Linked DNA regions of Homo sapiens: region 2 is linked to region 1. A link is a contact called in ENCODE Hi-C data. All regions are on one chromosome and are shown on one strand. The core of a region is the stretch at or near the end of the contact, and the rest is flanking DNA. Distances in the headings are between cores, read along the strand shown. Region 1 holds the start of FBXO27 (F-box protein 27). Region 2 holds the start of TIMM50 (translocase of inner mitochondrial membrane 50).

What was found. Hi-C counts contacts between places; a loop is a spot of excess contacts on that map. Pooled maps may share reads with other maps.
Region 2: a pooled map shows a loop between it and region 1 (17-fold over the local background). The contact joins the promoter of TIMM50 here to the promoter of FBXO27 in region 1. A Hi-C loop is called at or near these places in 4 of 50 pooled maps.

The regions. Positions count from the first base shown.
Region 1 is chr19:39,030,694-39,034,056 of GRCh38, forward strand. FBXO27 (F-box protein 27) reads right to left here and starts at 1,856. Exons shown (of 6, transcript NM_178820.5): 1 at 1,810-1,856; 2 at 1,171-1,560; 3 at 516-627; 4 at 336-431. The coding sequence starts at 1,534. RefSeq lists enhancers at 435-544, 951-1,743 and silencers at 653-835, 685-924, 1,075-1,154, 1,355-1,504, 1,565-1,634.
Region 2 is chr19:39,479,000-39,482,362 of GRCh38, forward strand. TIMM50 (translocase of inner mitochondrial membrane 50) reads left to right here and starts at 1,839. Exons shown (of 11, transcript NM_001001563.5): 1 at 1,839-1,962; 2 at 2,884-3,034. The coding sequence starts at 1,855. RefSeq lists enhancers at 1,527-2,121, 2,242-2,291.

The DNA of each region.
Region 1 (3,363 bases), core at 606-3,105:
CTGGGTTCAAGTGATTCTCCTGCCTCAGCCTCCCAAGTATGTGGGACTACAGGTGTGCACTACCAGGCCCGGCTAATTTTTTTTTTGTATTTTTAGTAGAGACGAGGTTTTGCCATGCTGGTTGGGCTGGTCTCGAACTCCTGACCTCAAGTGATCTGCCTGCCTCGACCCCCCAAAGTGCTGGGATTATAGGTGTGAGCCACCATGGCTGGCCTGAACTTCAGATTTTTTATCTGTAAGGAGGGGTTAGGAGGCCTAAATTAAGTCACCCATAAAAAGGCCATGTCACATGCAGTCAGTGCTTAGCAAGGGGCTATTTTAATCGTCACACTCACCAGTCAGAGACACAAATCTCAATCCTGCCACTATCCAGCAGTTCTGGCCACAGACCCTCCTCCTCTAGGTCCAAGACCTGCTTCTTGCAACACCAGCTGGGAATGCAGGAGACAGGGTAATGAGAACAGGCAGGCCTTTCTCAACAAGGGGCCGGACCTTTGGATAGCAGGGGCATTCACCTGAATGAAGTCACGAAGCACGTCTGAGAAGGGGCCCCAGGCACGGTTGTCCTGTTTTCCTCCACCACCCAGCCGTCCCCACCGTGTTGCACCATCCACTTTCGGAGGCCTTCTGTGAAATAAAAAAGGCTTGTGCCCAAGTTCCAGTCGCCCGCCTGTTGGTTCCTAGTGAGACCCCGCCCCTAGCCCCTCCCACGTGCTCACAGTGCAGCTCACTCACCTGACCCTTCCCACCGAGGCCCCGCCCCCTTCCCCTCCCACCAGCTCAGGGCAAAGCCCCGCTCCTCTGGCCCTTCTCACTGATTTGCAGCAAAGCCCTGCCCCTCCAACCCCTCTCTCGGGCTCCCAGAACTGCCCCACTCCCACCCCTCCCACAGGCAAACGGTGAAGCCCTGCCCAGTCAGCCCTGCACCCTGCGTGCCAATGCTGCCTCGTCCCTCCGACACCTCCCACCGGCTCCCAATGCTGCCCCGCCCCTCCGGCACCTCACACCGGCTCCCAATGCTGCCCCGCCTCTCCGACTCCTCCCACCGGTCCCACTGCGGCCCTGCCCCTGCGGCCCCTAGTACCGGTCCCAGTGCGGCCCCGCCCCTCCGGCCCCGCTACCGCTCCCACTGTGGCCCAGCATCCTGGACTTCCTCTTCCGAGATCCCACCTTGGCCGCAGGGGTTGCGAATAAGGTTGCGTCCGATGGGTCTGCGCGCGCAGAAGCGGCCCAGGGGGCAAGGCCTGGCGTTACGGGCGGGAGACTGGCAGCTGCGGGCGAGGTGCAGCAGCGCGCGGCCGGTGGCGCCGTGGTCGCGGGCCAGGATCAGCAGCCACAGGGCCTGGCCGTCCACCAGGGCTCGCCAGCCCCGGCACACTTGGCGGCAGCGCCCGAGCAGCGTGCGCGGGGGGACGTGGCTCAGCACCACCAGAAGCAGCTCTGGGGGTAGTTGGCTCAGGTCCAGCGCCTCTTCGGGTTCCGGCTCCGGCGCGGGGACCCGGGCGGCCCGGCCCCTGGAGACCGAGGCGCCCATGGTCCCCCCGCCAGGCCCGGCTGTGGCTGCGGGAGAGGAAGGGTCAAGGCGTCAGGGACCAGCAGCCTCCGCGGCGCGCAGCCTCTGCCTGCCCTGATTCTGCCAGCCGCACCCCCGTCTTCACCATCCCTGGGCCCCGTCCCCAAGTCCCCATCCCCCAGCCCGTCCTTGATAGCCCCGATATCCCGGAGACCCCGCGGTCTGTGTGTATGCCCCGAATTGCATGCAATCAGCCCCCCTCGGCGGCCGCACCGACACCGCACCCCAAGTCCTACCCCGGGGCCTGGCGGCGCTCCTCGCCGGGATGCCCTAGCTGTGCCGCAAGCTCCCCACGCCCCTCTGCGTCCTTTTTACTCGCCGGCCCCTCCCCTCTTACTAGCCAGCTTCACCCACCCCTGCATCCTCTTTCTTACTCGCCAGCCCCTCCCGCCTGCTCCCTCCCGCTCTCCAAACCCAACCTGCTTCCCGCGACGGGGCCAGGTGCAGCCAGGAGCCAAGGCCTGCTGCTCACAGCCGTCCCCTCCAGCCGGCCCCTTGAAGTGTCCCTAATTCGTTAGTAGCAATGAGACGTCTGGCTCTGAGCAACCATTGTTATTTTGGTCAGGCTTCTGAGTGGGAGGCCTCGTATCCGTTAACGTGTTAAAAAATTTCCATCACCTTTAAGGTCGGGCGTGGTTATCTTCATTTCACAGGAGAAAACAGGCTCCGGCTGCTAAAAATTAATGCAACCAATAGTAACACCAGCCAACTTTTATGGACGGTTTTACTGCCAGCCAGGGTGGCAACCCCATGAAGTAGGTGCTGTTATGCCCTTTACTTCACAGGTGAAAAAACTGAGACCAGCAGAGGCCAAGTGGCTTGTCTATGATCACCAGCTAGTAGGGATTTGAATCCAGCCAGCCTAGCTCCGGAATTCCTCATTTTAACCTCTAGATCAGCTCTGTCCAATAAAAATACAATTGTGGCTGGGTGCGGTGACTCATGCCCGTAATCCCAGCACTTTGGGAGGCCAAGGCAGGCGGATCGCTTGAGGTCAGAAGTTCGAGACCAGCCTGGCCAACATGGTGAAACCCCGTCTCTACTAAAAATACAAAAATTAGCTGGGCGTGGTAGCACGCGCCTGTAATCCCAGCTAATTTGGAGGCTTAGGCAGGAGAATTGCTTGAATCCGGGAGGGGGAGGTTGCAGTGAGCAGAGATTGCACCACTGCACTCCAGCCTGTGCAAAAGAGTGAGTGAGACTCCGTCTCAAAAAACAAACAGAAAAAAAAAATTGTGAAAGTTGATCATGTGAATTGGATCCTTCTTGTCATATCCAACTAAAACAAAGTTGAGAGGCCGGGGGGAAAACACTTAGGGCAGATACCATTGCTCCAAGAAAGTGATTCTCTGCAAGCCTGGCTGTTAAAACTGCCTGTTGTAACCTGGAAGCAGTCTAACTGGTACTGAAAAAACCTGCCGTGACTCTAAGACTAGTTTTTCCCTCTGCTGTCACTTACCAGTCAGAACTTGCCAGCTCCCCAGAACGTTGCTAGTGTCAATGAACTTTCTTGCAAAACAATACCTAACATTTCTGTTTCTTATAAAAACCTCTAACCTCTTTGTTCTTTGAAAGTTCTGAAGACCGCCTGGTCTGTGTGGATGCCTCGAATGTCAATTCTTGCTTCCCAAATAAAACATTTTATTATTTTTTTGAGACAGAGTCTCGCTCTGTCGCCCAGGCTGGAGGGCAGTGATGCAATCTCGTCTCACTGCAACCTCCGCCTCATGGGTTCAAGCGATTCTCCTGCCTCAGCCTCCCGAGTAGCTGGGATTACAGGCGCATGCCAC
Region 2 (3,363 bases), core at 589-3,088, 450 kb after region 1:
GCAGTGGCACAATCTAGGCTCACTGCAACCTCTGCCTCCTGGGTTCAAGCGATTCTTCTGCTCAGCCTCCCCAGTAGGTGGGACTACAGGCGCGTGCCATCATGCCTGGCTAATTTTTTTTTTTTTTTGTTATTTTTAGTAGAGACGTGGTTTCCCCATGTTGGCCAGGCTGGTCTCAAAACTCCTGACCTCAGGTGATCCGCCTGCCTCAGCCTCCCAAAGTGCTGGGATTACAGGCATGAGCCACTGCGCCCGGCCTATTATTATTAATTTTAAAAATAGAGATTGCAGTCTTGCTATGTTACCCAGTGTGGTCTCAAACTCCTGGCCTCAAGCGATCCTCCTGCCTCGGCCTCCCGAAGCACTGGGATTATAGGTGTCAGTCACAGCGCCTGGCCAGAAGAGTTTTCGAGGGCTGGCTTTTCAGGTCGTTTTCTGGGCCTCAATGTCTATTTCTGACAATGTGGGGAAAAGAAAGATCAGATTGTTACTGTGTCTGTGTAGAAAGAAGTAGACATAGGAGACTCCATTTTGTTCTGTACTAAGAAAAATTCTTCTGCCTTGAGATGCTGTTAATCTATAACCATACCCTGTTATAGATGACGGGGTTCTCTATAACCAACCCCGTGCTCTCTGAAACATGTGCTGTGTCAACTCAGGGTTAAATGGATTAAGGGCTGTGCAGGACGTGCTTTGTTAAACAGATGCTTGAAGGCAGCATGCTCCTTAAGAGTCATCACCACTCCCTAATCTCAAGTACCCAGTGACACAAACACTGCGGAAGACCGCAGGGACCTCTGCCTAGGAAAGCCAGGTATTGTCCAAGGTTTCTCCCCATGTGATAGTCTGAAATATGGCCTCATGGGAAGGGAAAGATCTGACCGTCCCCCAGCCCGACACCCGTAAAGGGTCTGTGCTGAGGAGGATTAGTAAAACAGGAAGGAACGCCTCTTCGCAGTTGAGACAAGAGGAAGGCATCTGTCTCCTGCCCGTCCCTGGGCAAGTCTTGGTATAAAACCCGATTGTATGTTCCATCTACTGAGATAGGGGAAAACTGCCTTAGGGCTGGAGGTGGAACATGCGGGCAACAATACTGCTCTGTAAGGCACTGAGATGTTTATATGTATGCATATCTAAAGTACAGCATTTAATTCTTTACCTTGTCTATGAACCGTTGTTCACGTGTTTATCTGCTGACCCTCTCTCCACTATTATCCTATGACCCTGACGCATCCCCCTCTCCAAGAAACACCCAAGAATGATCAGTAAATACTAAGGGAACTCAGAGGCTGGAGGGATCCTCCGTATGCTGAACGCTGGTCCCCTGGGCCCCCTTTATTTCTTTCTCTATACTTTGTTTCTGTGTCTTTTTCTCTTCCAAAGTCTCTCGTTCCACCTAACGAGAAACACCCACAGGTGTGGAGGGGCAACCCATCCCTTCAGACAATTGGGAGGTGAGGGCCGATTGCCTTACACGGTGAGACAAGCGGCCTGACTCGTGACTATTTTTTTGGACAAATCAGGCAGCCACTGACTCCCTTCATTATGGCCTCAGCTTTATCTCTGGGCAATAAGTGTGATCCCTTCCTTCGCTGCGTCCTTTGCAGGGGCGGTGGCGCTCTGCAAGGCCCAAGGGGGCGTGGTCCAGATGACTTTGAATCCCAGTTGTCGCCCCCAGGGTCAGCCAGGAGACTAGTCAGAAGCAAACGCGCCTGCGGCAATCCGCCCGATGCCTTTGGTCTCTCTCGGGCTTCCGTCCACCCGCCCCTCCCCCGCGTTTCCATTGGCTGTAGCTCCGGCCCGGGGCGGGCGAAGAGGGAGCGAGTGGGCGGGGCCGCGTGGCGTCAGCGCAAGATGGCGGCCTCGGCAGCGGTGTTCTCGCGCTTGCGAAGCGGGCTCCGGCTCGGCTCGCGGGGACTGTGCACGAGGTTGGCGACGCCGCCCCGCCGGGCCCCAGATCAGGTGAGCGGAACGAGGGTGGCCCTCTGAATGTGGGGTCCCTTCCCTGGAGTTACGGACATATCGCCGCCCCTTGGGGGTTCCGGGACGCCTCACCTCAGGGTGCTGAATGAAACGCCGCTTGTGTTTTGGGGCCCTTCCCAACCTCCTGGGTGGTTGCTCCCCTAGGCTGGAGGCTGGGAATCCAGGTGTGTCCTTAGACCCCACCTCCCACCCACGTGGGTGCCGGAGGAGGAGGGGGTTACCGTTCCCCGTTTCAGTGACCACTCAGGTGATACTTGAGCAGGAGGGGCCTGGGACGCTGGAGTCCCAGTCTGGCCGTGGGAGTTATTTTCTCTGTGGCGTTGGTGGTGGCGAGGTAGACGTTTGGGTTTCCAATTCGACTTGCCTCCATGTTGACAGAGACCCAGCCATTCTGACCTCCAAGTCTATCACTTCTGTGCCTTAGTTCCCCAAGCCCCAGACAAGTGATTGCCCTTCCCCGCCTCCGCTCCTATCCCTTACCCTATAACTCTGCTACTTTTAGCCCCAAGCAGCCGGACGTCGTAACTCCCGGTTCTGTCTGTACCCCTTCCCCCACCACTTGTGCCCTCCGTTCCCTCTCATCCCAGTGTTTAGGCCCTCCCATCCCTTATTCTCCGTGCTTTGCTTTTCTGGGCTGCAGACCCTCCAGTCCTGTTGCCTTCAGGATCCTGTGCACCTGGCCTGTTAGCTTTTAAAACTCCTGGCATCCTGGTGCGGGACAGTCTGGTTTTGACCCTCTGAGCAGCCCCACATCCTGACTGCTACTCCAGGGACACAGATGTCCAGGGCTCTGTGGGTGTCTGCCTCTTGGCTCCTGAACTTGATTCTTCTTGGACTGGAGGGTGGGGACCATCCTGACCTCTCTTCTCTCTTGGCTGACCTCCCCTTTCTCAACCGCAGGCCGCAGAGATCGGGAGCCGCGGGAGCACTAAGGCGCAAGGGCCACAGCAGCAGCCGGGCTCAGAGGGTCCCAGCTATGCCAAAAAAGTTGCGCTCTGGCTTGCTGGGCTGCTTGGAGCTGGTGGGACTGTGAGCGTCGTCTATATCTTTGGTGAGGGACATATCCCTGTCCCCCAGTTTTGTTCCTTGGCCTCCCTGGTCCACTGTGGAACCTCCCACTCTTGCCCACTACCAGCTTCTCTCGTCTTCATTCCCTGGCTCCTTCCTCAATAGGGCAGCCAAATAAGACACCTACCTTGAAAACCAGGGAAGTCTTCTTTCTTCTCCCTTCCACTCCTTAAGGTTCTAGTCTTTCTAGTTGGTTCCTGTACCAGGATAAAGGAAAGAGGGGAAGATGGGGAAGGATAGGCCTGGATCAGCTTCCTAAACTTTGTCTTTCCTCAGCAGCCAAAAATCCAGCCTTCCCACTAGTTACTTTAA